Linked DNA regions of Mus musculus: region 1 is linked to region 2. The links are chromatin contacts, found by Hi-C in ENCODE. All regions are on one chromosome and are shown on one strand. Each heading gives the region's core, a stretch centred on a gene start or an enhancer-like site at or near the end of the contact. The rest is flanking DNA. Distances are from core to core; before and after follow the strand shown. Region 1 holds the start of Cpne3 (copine III). Region 2 holds the start of Ripk2 (receptor (TNFRSF)-interacting serine-threonine kinase 2).

The links. Hi-C counts contacts between places; a loop is a spot of excess contacts on that map.
Region 1: a map of left cerebral cortex shows a loop between it and region 2 (5-fold over the local background). The contact joins the promoter of Cpne3 here to the promoter of Ripk2 in region 2. A Hi-C loop is called at or near these places in 3 of 37 maps with a recorded cell type or tissue (heart, left cerebral cortex and v-Abl transformed pro-B cells).

What each region holds. Positions count from the first base shown.
Region 1 is chr4:19,565,142-19,571,843 of GRCm38, forward strand. Cpne3 (copine III) reads right to left here and starts at 4,967. Exons shown (of 16, transcript NM_027769.3): 1 at 4,860-4,967.
Region 2 is chr4:16,161,088-16,168,208 of GRCm38, forward strand. It overlaps Ripk2 (receptor (TNFRSF)-interacting serine-threonine kinase 2), which reads right to left and starts at 2,556. Exons shown (of 11, transcript NM_138952.4): 1 at 2,137-2,556. The coding sequence starts at 2,309. A530072M11Rik (RIKEN cDNA gene A530072M11) reads left to right here and starts at 3,023. Exons shown (of 7, transcript NR_045765.2): 1 at 3,023-3,104.

The DNA of each region.
Region 1 (6,702 bases), core at 3,717-6,216, 3.4 Mb after region 2:
GACTGTCATGTTGACAAGATGTAAGAGACAAGCTTCTTAGGGTAGCTATGAAGGAGTTTCTAGAATCCATGCTAAATGGGAATGAGACCACCCAATGGGCTGGGGTCCCAGACTGAATAAAAAGGAGGAAAGAAAGCGGAGTGCCAGTATCCACTGCTCTCTGAATATGGCCAGGTATAACGTGACCAGCCACCTCCCGTGCCTGCCATGGACTGCACACTTCCTTGATTTGCTTTTGTGCAGTAATTTTTCACTGCAGTGAGAACAGTAATTAATGCAGGTGTTTAAAAAAGCAATACCAGGGCTTCAATATCATCTCACTTTAGGAAATAAGCATCTTAAATGCTTGGCTATAAACTACGGGGCAACACCGCAAGTCACCTTATGTCAATACCAATCAGGGTAATGAGCTGTTACCATGTAAGGTAGAGATGCTGTAAAGCTGTGGGGCAGCTGCGCAGCAGAAGCGTGGATAACGTACTCAGGCTTGGGATCTACTGAAAGTCAAGTCCTTTAGGTCCTCCTTGCCCAGAGCTCTCTTTTCTGTCACCTTTCTGCCTCAAGTTTCTTCCGTGCGTGGAACCATCAGAGCTTTCCGCCTGCCCACTAAATATGTCTCCCTGTCTTCCCTTCCTAGCTGGGTATGCAGAGCATTCAGCTGGCTCAGATCAGTGTTCCATTTGTCACATAGTGCCTCTCTAGTTCATAGTGAACAATGCAAAAAAAAAAAAAAAGTTTTGGCATGATGGTCTTATGTGCCAGGATCCCAGCACTCAGGGGGCTGAAGCAGGAGGAAGTGAGTTCAAGGCTAGCCTGGGACCTTACCCCAAAATAAACATATTCCTTTTGTTTAAAGGTAAAACAACTACTACTTTCAATCTCTAAGTTTGAAAGTTTCTAGTGTTCACAGTGTCACTCGGTAAGAGAACATGTGCTGGCCTTCCCAACATTATATGATTATATGATTATATACTGAACAAAAACTATGAAATGTTTAACACATTGTCCAATTTCTAGAATATTCACTGCAGCATTGGTTACCATATACATCACAGCTGTTTATAACCTTCTGGCAAGTTCTTTTACATTTCCTAATCATTAATATTTAATAACACTATTACTCACTTAATACCAGTTCAATCAAACACTGGGATCAACTGCCCTGTGTCAGGCACTCTTCTGAGCTGCTGGGGAACAACACTGACATAAGGAAACTCTCACGTGAATGTGACTACAGGATAGAAAGGTGAACAAACGGAGTAGACTTAACAGCACCTCCCATCATAAGCAAGGCTGAGGAGACAAGCAGAGCAGAAGAGAAACACTGTAGGTGTTCCGCACTTTTAGGAATTGCAACAATTTCTTTTAACAATACCACCAGGAAACATTTGTTTAGATTTTCACTTCTTTTTAAAACATATGATCCCAAGCCAGGTGGTGGTGGCACAAGCCTTCAATCCCAGCACTCAGGAGGCATAGGCAAGACGATCTCTCAGGACTCCTCACAGGAGTTTGAGGGCAGCCCGGTCTACAGAGTTCCTGGGACTACACAGAGAAAGTCTTGTTTGAAAAAAAAAAAAAATCCCTATCTAGATGGAAATAAATTGCCACTCCTTCTCACATTTGCAAATAGGAATTTTACTGTAATATCATCTCAATGTTTAGAGGAACTGTAAAAGGAAAACTTCAGCCCTTTAAGTACCTGGGTGTGGTTACACATACTGATAATGCCAGCACTTGAGAGGCAGAGGGAGGAGGTGAATGCAATCCTTGCCTTTACAGCAAGTCTGGATGTTTCCCCCAGACTACACAAGAGTCTATATGAAAAAGGAAAGAGAGGGGAAGGTGGGGGGGGGAGGAACTGGGGAGAGGGGAGAGGAGAGAAGTGAAAGAGAGGAAGGGGGAGGCTGGACAGCGGAGGCACACAGCTTTAATTCCAACACTTAGGGGAGGCAGAGGATAGCTAGGGCTACACAGAAAAATCTTGTCTCAAATAAGTAAGAAAAAAATAAAAGAAAAAACAGAAAACAAGTTAATATGATGACACTATAAACCACACTATCCACATTGTTGCTTTGGTAATTTTTACAGGAAATAGACATAATATATCCATTTCATAAGATAGTGGTTTTACTAAACTGTGTAATATTTCCTTCTCATAGAGAAATTGTATTCATGTTCTATCTAATAGAAATTGGTATGATCGTAGTACTGTTAATTTTCATGTCTTTTTAAGGGTTATGATTCCTTTTAGCTGAGCTGTTATATTTTATTCTCTTTATGAGAATGAAAAGCCTCTCCAAAAAAAAATCTCTGTACCCTATTCCCAGCCTTTTTCAAATACATTTAAGCCAGTGTAGTATAACATAGCTACGCTATGGTTTAAATTTTGTTATCAGAATGTTATCAAAATGTGTATATAAGTTCCCTTCTTTATCAGTATGAAACTTAATGTTAAAAAGTTTATGATAAGTGGTCATTTAAGTTCTTTCTTGGCGACTCTTTTAACAAATCTTCTAGAGGTCTTCTACCTGGTTCATTTACACTTTAACCTAGGCAGCAGTATCTACAAAACAAATCAAGAACATTAAAACAAAACAAAACCACTTTAGAAGGAAGTTAGACTGTAACATAAAGGCCTCAGAAAGGACCTAACAGTGTAATGGATTCCTCAAGAGGCTGAGAACTAATGGAAGTGGTATTGATTCTTTCTAAAAGATCCACCAGCAAGATCAAACTTTGACAAAGAATTGTGCCTCATTTTGAATATTTAAAGGTCAAAATGTCATGAAATCATTTTTCACATCCAACATTATCTTTCTTAACTTATCTTTCACCGTTAGTGAAAGAAATTTTTGGAAAAGAGGTAGTTTAACAACTATAAATGGAATCTGAGGACAGCACCAAAAGACAGCAAGAAAGAAAACCCCACGAACCAAGGCATAAGAAGAGATGAGAGAGCACAGAGACAATATGAGCTGAGTGCTTGAGCAGATGCAGGTGCAGAAGAAATGTCACTGTAAAGAATGCTAAGAAATATTTTAATTAATTATTTGTTTATTTCAGTGTTGCAGGACTAAGCCCAAGGTCATCAGCTTGATAGACAAGTTCCCTTACACCAACCACGGTCACCAGCCCCATAAAATATCTTAATTTCCTTTGTTTGTTTGTTTGTTTGTTTTTGGTTTCCAACAGAGTTTCTGTATATAGCACTAGTTGTCCTGGAATTCCCTCTACATATCAGATTGGCCTCAAACTTAGAGACCTACCTGACCCTGCCTCCTGAGTGCTGGAATTAAGGCTTTATTTTATAGATCACTGTTTATAAATGTTCAAGTAAAATTAAAAGAGATGTCCAATTATCAACATGCCTTTGGAGGCAATGAATAATTTTGCTCCCCCAATTCTAGACGTCAGCTTTAGGGGATAGATCAGAGAAGAGATTCTGAAAGACAGTACTTCCTTCCCTTCCTGTGCCAGGCGTGTTTTAATCTAAAAACCAGAAATTCAGTTTTGTCTCATTAAGAGAGCTTCTGCATGGTCCAATCTTGGAGATGAGGCACTAGATTTTCAGGCTCGAGTGGGGTGCATTTTTCAACTCATCAGCCAAAAGGGGCCGCCTTTTAAAAAATATTCTCAAAACAGAGGGGGCAGGGTGAGGGGGAGTGTTGAAAAGCAGATAGATTCTGAGAATCCACTGTTGTCACTACAACTACCATCATCATTTATCTTATCGTTATTTATGTATCAGACACTTCGATGAGTGATCTACAAACATTTTATTTAGCCCTCACCACTCTGACACATCAGTGCTATATCCATTTTACAAATGTAGAAACACACCATAAAGGGTTGGGCATCCCACCCAAAGGTTAGACAGATAACAAAACCTCAGAACATACTTGAAACTAGACAGATAGTCACTGCCTTTCTTGTGAAATAAGATTCACTTACTTTTGTAAATCGTAAAGTATTAAAAAAAAAGTACAGACCACAATCGAAACCTAATGCTACCACTTTCAGAGGTGCCAAGTTTCATAAATTAATTCCAGTTTCCTGAGGAGTGAAAAAGATAATAGTCGCATTTATGCTTGTTGTGAGCTAACTATATATAAAAATGGTCTTAACACAGAGGTTGTGGGTCACTGCAAACCACTGGTTATTTTAATCCTACTTCACCCTCTGATTATTGGCGGCCACAAACACAACAGAAAGAAACAAAAGCTGATCGCAGTCAAGTGCATTAGCGCCAACACTAACGGTCACTATGCTCTCAAGTTTCTGACTGCAAAACAAGTAAGTGGCACTGCCCTTCCTTCGCGTCGCGTGTGCAGTGAGCCCAAAGCCCTGGACACAGGTGCAGGAGCTTGCTAGGACTTCACCCAGGCCCAGCTTTGCACCGAATTCAGTAGCACCTTTTCCCTCAGCACGCAGCCTTTCCTCCACCGTTCCCCCACACGACCGGTTCGTCTGGTTCACCAATCTTTCCCCGCTGAGCGGGACCGAGATTTCGGGGCTGTAACCCTTCGCCCCACCCTGCCCTTCCACTCGAGGCCCGCGGATCCCCGGCAGGGTTCTTCAGGTGCGCGAGCCGCAGGCCCAGGAGGCGCTCGCGGCCCCCAGGCTGACCCCCAGCCCCGGACTTCCACGGGCCGCGGACCCAGCACGCGACACTCGGGAGTCCCCAGAGTGGGCACCGGAAACCCACGGAGCACTTCCAGCGCCCGGGGCCCGGAGGGACGGGCCATGGAAGCCTGAGGGCCCTAAGTCTTCCCGCCCGGGACCGGCCCGCTTCCCGGGAGGCTGCAGGCTTGGGCTGGGACACACGGCTCCGGAGCTGGGAAAAGTCACGCACTCACGTGCTATATCGCCGCAGAAGTCGAGTGAGGGTGGAGAGCCAGCGAGGAGCACCGCAAGGCGGCAGGACCGCAGGGGCTTTACTGGAACCTGAGGGCTGGACCGCGGAGGGGCGGGGCTCGTGGGCGGAGTCCCGGAGCGGAGGGGCGAGGGCGGAGCTTGTGGGCGGGACCAAGGTGAAGTTTTGCTTTTGATAGGGAGCTTGCTGCCCAACCCATTTCAACCCATTTTCACTCCCAGTTTTCTTTGCTGCGCCTCAACCCGCTGACCTTTTAAAGAATTCTTACAAAACCCGTAATTGACTTTAGGCAGTAAAATATCTGATCTGGTCTGGGGGGGAGGGGGGGGGGGCTCGGAAGTGAAGAGCACTTGTTGCTCTTGCAGAGTTCCCGGTTTGTAGCTCACAAACATCTAGCACATTCCAGAGGATCTGGCATTCTCTTCTGATCTCCCCAAGGCAGCAGGCAGGTGTGTGTGTATGTGTGTGTGTGTGTGTGTGTGTGTGTGTGTGTGTGTGTGTACAAACATGCAAGCAAAACATTCATACATGCAAAGCAAAACAAATAAACCTTAAAAAAATAAAGAAAGAAAACAGATCTGGACAAGGAAATAGTGTGAAATGCCAGCTCTTAAGCATCCTTCTGTAGAGCGTACACCTTCCCAGAGTAATTTTACATGCTTATTTTATTTAATATATATTTATTTTATTTGGTCGTCACAAAAGCTTTGTTATGTGTTTAGCGCCACGTGCCTTTTCATAAGAATGGTGCAAGAAAATACTGTGAAATGTGGTAGGTAAACAGTTGTTCAATTTGCCTAAAGTCATCAGATTATGCTAATCTCAAAATGCCTATGGTGATGGGTACTCAAAGTCACATCCTTCTATTGAATGAAAATTTAAAATATCTGCTGGAAAAAAATGGGATAAAAATCAACAAAGACAAACGAACAGTATTACAAAAGTTACTTCACTTACATTGGTGAGGGGAAAAAGGCGGGGGGGGGGGGGGACACTCAATAGAAAGGACTAAAGAATGGAATGTGATATGTAAGCTTCCAGAGGAGAAAGGTCATCTCAGTCTTACCCAGCAGTGAACCCTAGAGCGCCAGTGATGAGCAGCCTGGAAAGACATGCCCTTTGTGCAATAGTGGCAGGAATATCATGGAAATAACTCACCACTTTCTGATTGGATTTAAGTTCCACTCCACTCCACAAAATGAAATCCATACCTGGCACTATTATCGAGGCAAAAACAACAGCTAGGCAGGTCACAGACCCAGGGGAGAATCTACTATAAATATTCTGCTCAATGGACAGAGTATCAAGTCAGCTCCTAATGGCTTTTCGTTAAACTCATAGATTAATGCACCTCTCCGCTCTCATCAGAGCAGCTTCTGTTTGCAGCCGTGGTGAACAGAGTCCCGCAAATGTCCAAGGCACAGAGGGTGAGACTAAGGAAAGCATACCCCTAAATGGGATAGTTGCATCATGCCCCCTCCTTCCAAGACCCAGCAGTGATCATTAAAGAAGACAGAAAGCAAAGAATGTAAGAGCTAGAGTCTTCTGGGCAGTTTTAAATGTGAGCTCACTGCAACTTTGACAGCCTGGAATGACCTGCAAAAGCTCAGGTTGGACAAATTCTCAGCATGGAGAGGGGCAATAGGTATAAAGTCTCACTCTTAGCTGTATATTAGTAATGTAGTAGCAACTGAAAACTGCTGGGAGAAAGTGAGTTTGTTTCCTTCAAGAGATTGCCTCTCGTAGGTCAACCATGCTCACCTTTAGTCTACTTTGGACATAGAAGGATCCAAAATAAGATGTAAATTAGATATGACCTAGTCATA
Region 2 (7,121 bases), core at 1,306-3,805:
TTCATTCTCTCTGGTTTACATATTGGAGCATCTACAGTCAGAAAAAAATGAATGATCCTTTGGTGACAACAATACAAAGTGACAGGGTTTAAGTCAGATTTAAATTGTAGCCCTGGTACTCTAACATCTGTGCTTTTCTATTCTATTGTTTGATGAGAAAAGCAAATCAGATAGTTTGTGAGGTTAGAATTCAACAAGATTGAGGGGGAAAACAAAAGCAAAAGATTTTTAGAAACTTAAAATGCAAAATACAGCTTCAATAATTGTATCATGAAAATGGCCTAACTCAAAATGTCAATAGGAAACAGCTCTCCATCTCTAGGGTACTTGAACAACCAATCAGAGTCATCAGTCCATTAAGGCTGGAAGACTGCTATGGAAGTCCCACTCACTGGCAATGGAGAGTGACTCACTAATTATTAAAATAATATGCAACGTCACCTAGACTTATTTTCTTTTCAGGTAATCTTAAAGAACAATGGGTACATTATCCACACCAGAGCACAACAAATATACATACAGTGTTTATTATTCATATTTAACAGGTGAGGAAGTAAGACACCCTCAGAGTCAGTTGCATAAGCCTAGGCCTGTGCTCATGGTAAGATCTTAGACAGCAAGATAAAAGAATGCAATGCAGTAAGGTAGGGGATTGTGCTGGTTTTATAAAGACAATGCCCTATCCAATGCAAGGAAATTATACCATAAGTGGTTGGTGAATATGGGAAAGCAATACCATCCTGTCCATCTTTTTCCCTTGGCCTACAAATGGCACAAACGAAGCTTTGAAAAGCAGAATCAAAAGTGAGAAAGCAACTAGCTTTAGTCTACCTAGTGGTCTATTAGTGCTACATTTCCATAGACCATTCGTTTGCTTGGTACTAACCAACCTCCCTTTAAAGTTGACTACTTAGGCGCACGTGCTCGAACACGTGAACACACACACACACACACACACACACACACACACACACACACAGCACTGGCTCCACATACACTGTGATCTAGCCCTTGGAGGGAGGGAGGGCGCCTCCAGGCAGATGAAAGTCCAACATTCTACCAGGGCTGAAGCAAGAGAGTTAGTTATCTGATGCTGTATCTGACCTGATACCCAGGGTTAACAGCCTCTGACCAATAGGGCCGCTATGATCTCTGTATTTTCACACTAGATCCAGCAGGAGAAGAGGCCTGTAGCCACCAAGGTTAGCAAGTGCACTAAGAACTGAATGAAGGTCTAGTTCAATTTCTGATGGAAGTGAAACACACAAGAGTTCTGACTAGATCCATTGACTAACACATACAGCCACAGATCTATGGTATTTAGTTGTAATGTTTTCCTAGAAACAGAAACCAACGCTTTTTTTTTTTCTTTCTTCTGAATATGTGGGAGCTGGACACAAATAATACCAGGGCAAGGGATGGTCAAAACTTTTATTCTTCACAAATTTTGACCATTTAATAGCTTTTGATTCATTTTACTGTTACAAAAAACATTGCACACTTCCTTTGGGGACTTCCAAGGCAAGAGCTCGAATAACAACTGGTAATGTAGAATTTGATAACTGAACTTCATGAGGGCACGTAATAAACCACAAAGAAAACAAAACCAACCAAATCAAACCAAACCAAGCCATAATATGCAGGCTCAGGAGCAGGAGTGAAACACACATAAAACCCTAGAAAAATATTTTGACGTTTAATCAATATAAAAACACCGGTATAGTATTATTATTTTTCTTTTTAGTGCTAAATGCTCAAACTCCGGTGTGTATTTTGCAGTCACTGCGTACTTCATTTCCAAGAGCAGTTTTTAGAGTTCCACAGCTCTTACCGCTAACAGCTAGCTAAAACAAAGCAAAGCCCACAAGCACTGTACCAACACACGTCGGGTTCAATAAACAGGGTTTTAGAGGTGGCCGTGATTGCAGGTTTTTGGAGAGTGGGAACACCTCGGGTGGGAGGAGAGGCAGGGCGAGTTGCAAAGTCTGACGCACGTCCAGGATGGTTTCTCCCTTGGATCAGGTTAGCCCAAGGACTTAAGGACTCGCCGCGGCGGAGCCGGCGCATCGCCATAGTGCGGCCGGTCTGTGGACCACCCAGCCCGCGTCTGTGTGGGGCCCCGCGCCGGCGCCCTACCTGTCGAGCAGCGGCGTGTGGATGTGTAGGTGCTTCACTGCCACCCGCACGCGCCAGTCTGCGTGTCGTGCCGACGAGACCGTGCCAGAGGCGCCCCGGCTGAGGTAGTGCAGGTCGGCGAGCTTGTGGTACGGGATGGGGGGTAGCGCGCTGCAGATGGCGTCCCCGTTCATGGCTCCGGCTGCGCGGCGGCTCCGCCCGACCCTGGCCGCGGCGCTAGGTCCCGGGGCGGCCCATTCCCGCGTGGCCGCTGCAGTTCCGGCCCGGTCAGCTGTGCCAGGGAGCCCGTCGGGTCTGCGGCCGCGCCGGGGTGGACCGTCCTCCTCCCTCCTCCTGGACTCGGCGGGCTCCTCCCTCCGCCGGCCCTCCCTGGGCGGGCTCCTACCTTCACCAACTCCTCAGCCCCTGCCTCCTACCCCTGGCTTCTCCCTCCGCCGGCTCCTCCCTCCGCCGGCTCCTCCCTCCGCCGGCTCCTCCCTCCGCCGGCTCCTCCCTCCGCGGTCTCCTCCCTCTGCCGGCTCCTCCCTCTGCAATCTCCTCTCTCTGTGAGCTCCTCCCTCTGCCAGCTCCTCCCTCCGCCGGCTCCTCCCTCTGCCAGCTCCTCCCTCCGCCGGCTCCGCCCTCCGCCGGCTCCTCCTTCTGCCAGCTCCTCCCTCCGTCGGCTCCGCCCTCCCCCAGCTCCTCCCTCCGCCGGCTCCTCCTCCGCCCGCTCTTCTGTCCTCTGGCTCCTCCTTCCGCCGGCCCCTCCCTCTGTAATCTCCCATCTTTGCGGGCTCCTCCCTCTGCCGGCTCCTCCCTCTGCAAGCTCCCCTCTCTGCGGGCTCCTCCCTCTGCCGGCTCCTCCCTCTGCAGATCATGGGCGTGTCTCAGAGGCCTCCCTCCCCCCACAAGCCGGGTGGACATCGCTGAGGCTTGGAAAAGATTTCCTCCGGGGAAAATCCCTCCGGAGTTCTCCAGTCTGGTGTCAGGTGGGTCGGCTGGATTTTCCTTTGGCCCGAGTGTCTTCCTTAGACTCCAAACCCTGGACGTGATAGGGTGTGGGGTGACTACTGCTGGGGAGCCTGGTGCCCCACTTCCTGAGCTGTAAACCATCTGGTTGCTTCCACTCCAGTCTTTACTCAGTGGCTGCCACTTGTGAGAAGTGAGGTAGAGAGGCTAGCGCTGTCAGTGTGACAAATTGAGGTGTTTAGCTTATATGACTTGCTCCCTTACCAGGAAACGGTTTCTTCTTTTATTCCTCAAAGCCTACTCACAAATAGAAATATAAAACCATTTCTTGTGTTTGGGAAGTCTTCCATCCAAAAAGAAAAACAAAGGCAAAAACAAACAAAACCAAACAACCAAAATCCAGCACTATTTCATCTTTTTACTGTAAACACCTTTCTACTTAGATAACTGTTCAGTACGATGTTTGGCGCAAATATCTCATATTTGTGAGCGATATAGTTCCACGATCCTACACGCACCAGGATACTACAATCTGTAATTGTCCCTTATATTATTAGTGTAATATATATAACACCGACATTTCCTTCCCTATACTCTAGTTCTTAATAGTTTTTTACAAGTCTACATTCTAAGATTATGTTTTCTTGGGCTGGAGTCATGGGTAAGCCGTTAAGAGGGCTTGTTCTTCCAGAGGATCTGAGGTTTGTTATCAGTACTCGAATCTAGTAGCTCACAGCTGCCTGCTCTCCAGCTCCAGGGAATCTGACCAACACTTCTGGCTTCTGCAGGCAACACACATACACATAAACAAAATACAAAAATATAAAAATATGTACTTACAATATAATGTGTATATATCTCAACTAAGAATATATATACGTATACATGCTGTATGTATGTATGTATATATACACACATATAGGGATTTTGTAAGTATATACATTTAATTTTCATAATCAATTAATGATAGAAATCTTAAGACATTAACATTGAAGTAAATGTACTGGAGAAAAACTTAGACAAAATAGACAAATTAGCCTCAAAAATAAACATCACATCTATACTTTGAATTCATTTATTCAAAGTCCTACAAAATTATACCTGAATGTTATTAAGAATAAAGTTTATTTATGCCTTATTACATTAGTCTAGGAAATAGCAGCTTTAAGACATTCATATCTCATTTAGAAATAAGATACACACTTTTGCAAAAGAAGGCACTTTTTCAAAACCAGCACAGTTCCAAGTCAAGTGCAGTGGTATTGGTACCCGCTTATGTTACCATCCAGGGTCATGGACTGAGTTCAGTTTTTCCCAACAATTAAAGAATTAAAAGACAGAAAAAAAAAATCACAGCAACAGCAAGCAATCAAGTTCTGTTAATAGTAAAGTATGTGTGCAACACATGCACACATACACACACACACACACACACACATGCATGAATGCACACAGACACTCACAAGTGGATATACCGATCATAAGTGGGAAGGAGATAGAAACTGAAATCTGCTTTCCCCTGGAAGATTGGTAGTTGAGTGTTTTGGTGATATTGGGTGGGGTTTCTTCTCCCCTCTTTTTGCATTGATCAGTTTAAAAAGAGAGGTGTAGGTCCATAGTATCTCCCTGTGCAAGCTTTGACATATCCATGCTTTGCCTAGAACATGCCCAGGTAAGTCAGCCAGAAAGGTCACACTTTTGGGAAAGGCCAGAAGCTTGCTATCTTGTTGATTATCTACACACTGATTATTCCCTGTCTGCCTACTACCACTCCTCCAGACTAGCTCCCAGACTGCTGTAATCTCCAGGATTCCCTCCTCCTGGATACCCCTTGTTCTCTATATGATAGCAAGTCTCCCCACTTCTTCATGCGCACACTATTCTTGAAATTCTCTCTTGATGCTCTTCTGCTAATCTTGCTTTCCTCTGGGCCATGTCCAGTTAGCTTCCATTTCCCTTAGCTCTGGACTCTTCCAGATGCCCCAGAATGCCCCCCATACCCTTCTCTCTCATCCACAATAAAAACTTTGCTCCCAGATTTTTCTTGGTTTCTTTACTGTGCCCCCACTTACAAAGAACACAAGTATTCGTCACCCCCTTCTTCTTATAGAGAACATCTGACCACTTGTTTTAAGCCCTTGCTCCCTTGCTTTCTTTGCCATAATCAATTGTGCCTTCCAGCTCTGAGCCTAAAATATACTCTTCTTTCTGTAGGTTGCTTTTGCAGGATACTCTATCACAGCAACGGAAAAAATTTCTAAGGCCAAGCTAATTAAGATAAAGTCTAGGCCTTAATCAAAGATGACTGTTGATATAGGAAAAAATGAATCAGATGTGTCGGTATGTGCCCTAAATCCCATTACTTTGGAGATTGAGGCAGTAGGCTCCTGGGTTGGGGGTCAGCCTGTGGGCCTATGGTATCTAGTAGGACGCTCCAATAATAAAGAATAGATATTTAATACCAAGATAGCCATGCATAGAGGGACAACAGAGTGAAGATACAGGAACAAAGGCAACTGCAGTAAATCAAAAAATGACTGAAGTTACCACAGGCTAGGAGAGAGGAATTTAACCGATTATCCCTCATGGCTCTCAGAAGGAAAATTTCTGTAAACACTGAATCTGTTTTCCTTGTCTAATTTTGCTGATTCAAAATTGCTTTTCTGTCACTGTGACCCATTCCTTGAGAAAGTCTACCTGAAGGAAGAAGAGTTTATTTTGCCTTGTGGTTTCAGAGCTATGGTTCATGGTTGGTAGTACCACTGCTTTTGGGGTCCAACGAGCCAGGACGTTATGGCAGGGATCCTGTGTAGTGCAAACCTGTTCACTAGGAAGTATAGAGAAAAATGGAAGGAGAGGGACACTCTTTATCTTTCACAGACAGCATACTGGCAATGTCTGCAGTGGCCTGCTTTCTTTAAGTAGGGCCATGATTTCTATGAACCCCTTCATTATAAGCTGATCAATAGATTATCAATAAGTGAAGCAAGCCTCATGATCTAGCCACCTCTCTGTAGTGCTACCAGCTGGGAAGTAAGCCTTTAATGCATGGGCTTTTGGAAGGCCGCTTCATACACAAACCGCAAATTGTTAGTAGAATTGTAAAATATGTATTTTTTTCAAATTGTTTTAGATTATTCAGAATCATATCTTGGAATTCCATGTGACATTTTGTTTGTATCAATAGCTTTTAATAAATTGCTGAGTGGTACTGCACAGTGTGGGCATACTATAGTTATTTAATCATATATCCATCGAAGAACATTTTAGGTCATCATCATCATTATCATCATTATTATTAATTACTTTTGCTTTTTGAGACAGGGTCTCTCTACATAGCTCTGGCTCTTCTGGAACTCACTATGTAGTTCCCGGCTGGCCTTGAACTCACAGAAATCCAACTACCTTGCCTCCTAAGTGCTGGAATTGAATGTGTTTGCCATCACAGTTGGCCAAAATTCCTAATTTAATTTATTTTTCTGTGTATTTCTGTACACCATGCTTGGTACCCACAGAAGCCAGAAGAGGGAGTACCTTCTGGAGTTACGGATAGCTGTGAGTTGCCGTCGGACGCAGGGAATGTTCCTCTGTAAGAACAGCCAGTGCTCTTTAACTGCTGAACAATCTCTCTAGCCCAACAGTGTCATAGGAAAAAGCTGACTATAAGGTTAGAACGATAGGTCAGAATACCAATGAATCACTCCTTTGTTGATCTCCATATACTCTCAAAGCAGGGAAATATAAGATAGAATTAGCTGAGGTAACCGTGTTTAATAATTTCTTCTTGATAAATGAAAAATCTTTCTAAATGCAACTATATTTTAGTCCTCAAATTATGTTTGGCTTATTATGGTAAAGAATACAGAGAAGATAATTTACTTCAAAATCCCCTTATTTTGATGAATAGAAAAGGGAGATAAACAGTACTGAATACCCACTATTTCATTAGTACATTTAGTTGCCTATAAATACTAGAAACATGTGATTTTTAAATGTGTCTTAAATAGGTATGGTGTATGGCATTCAGTTGATATTAA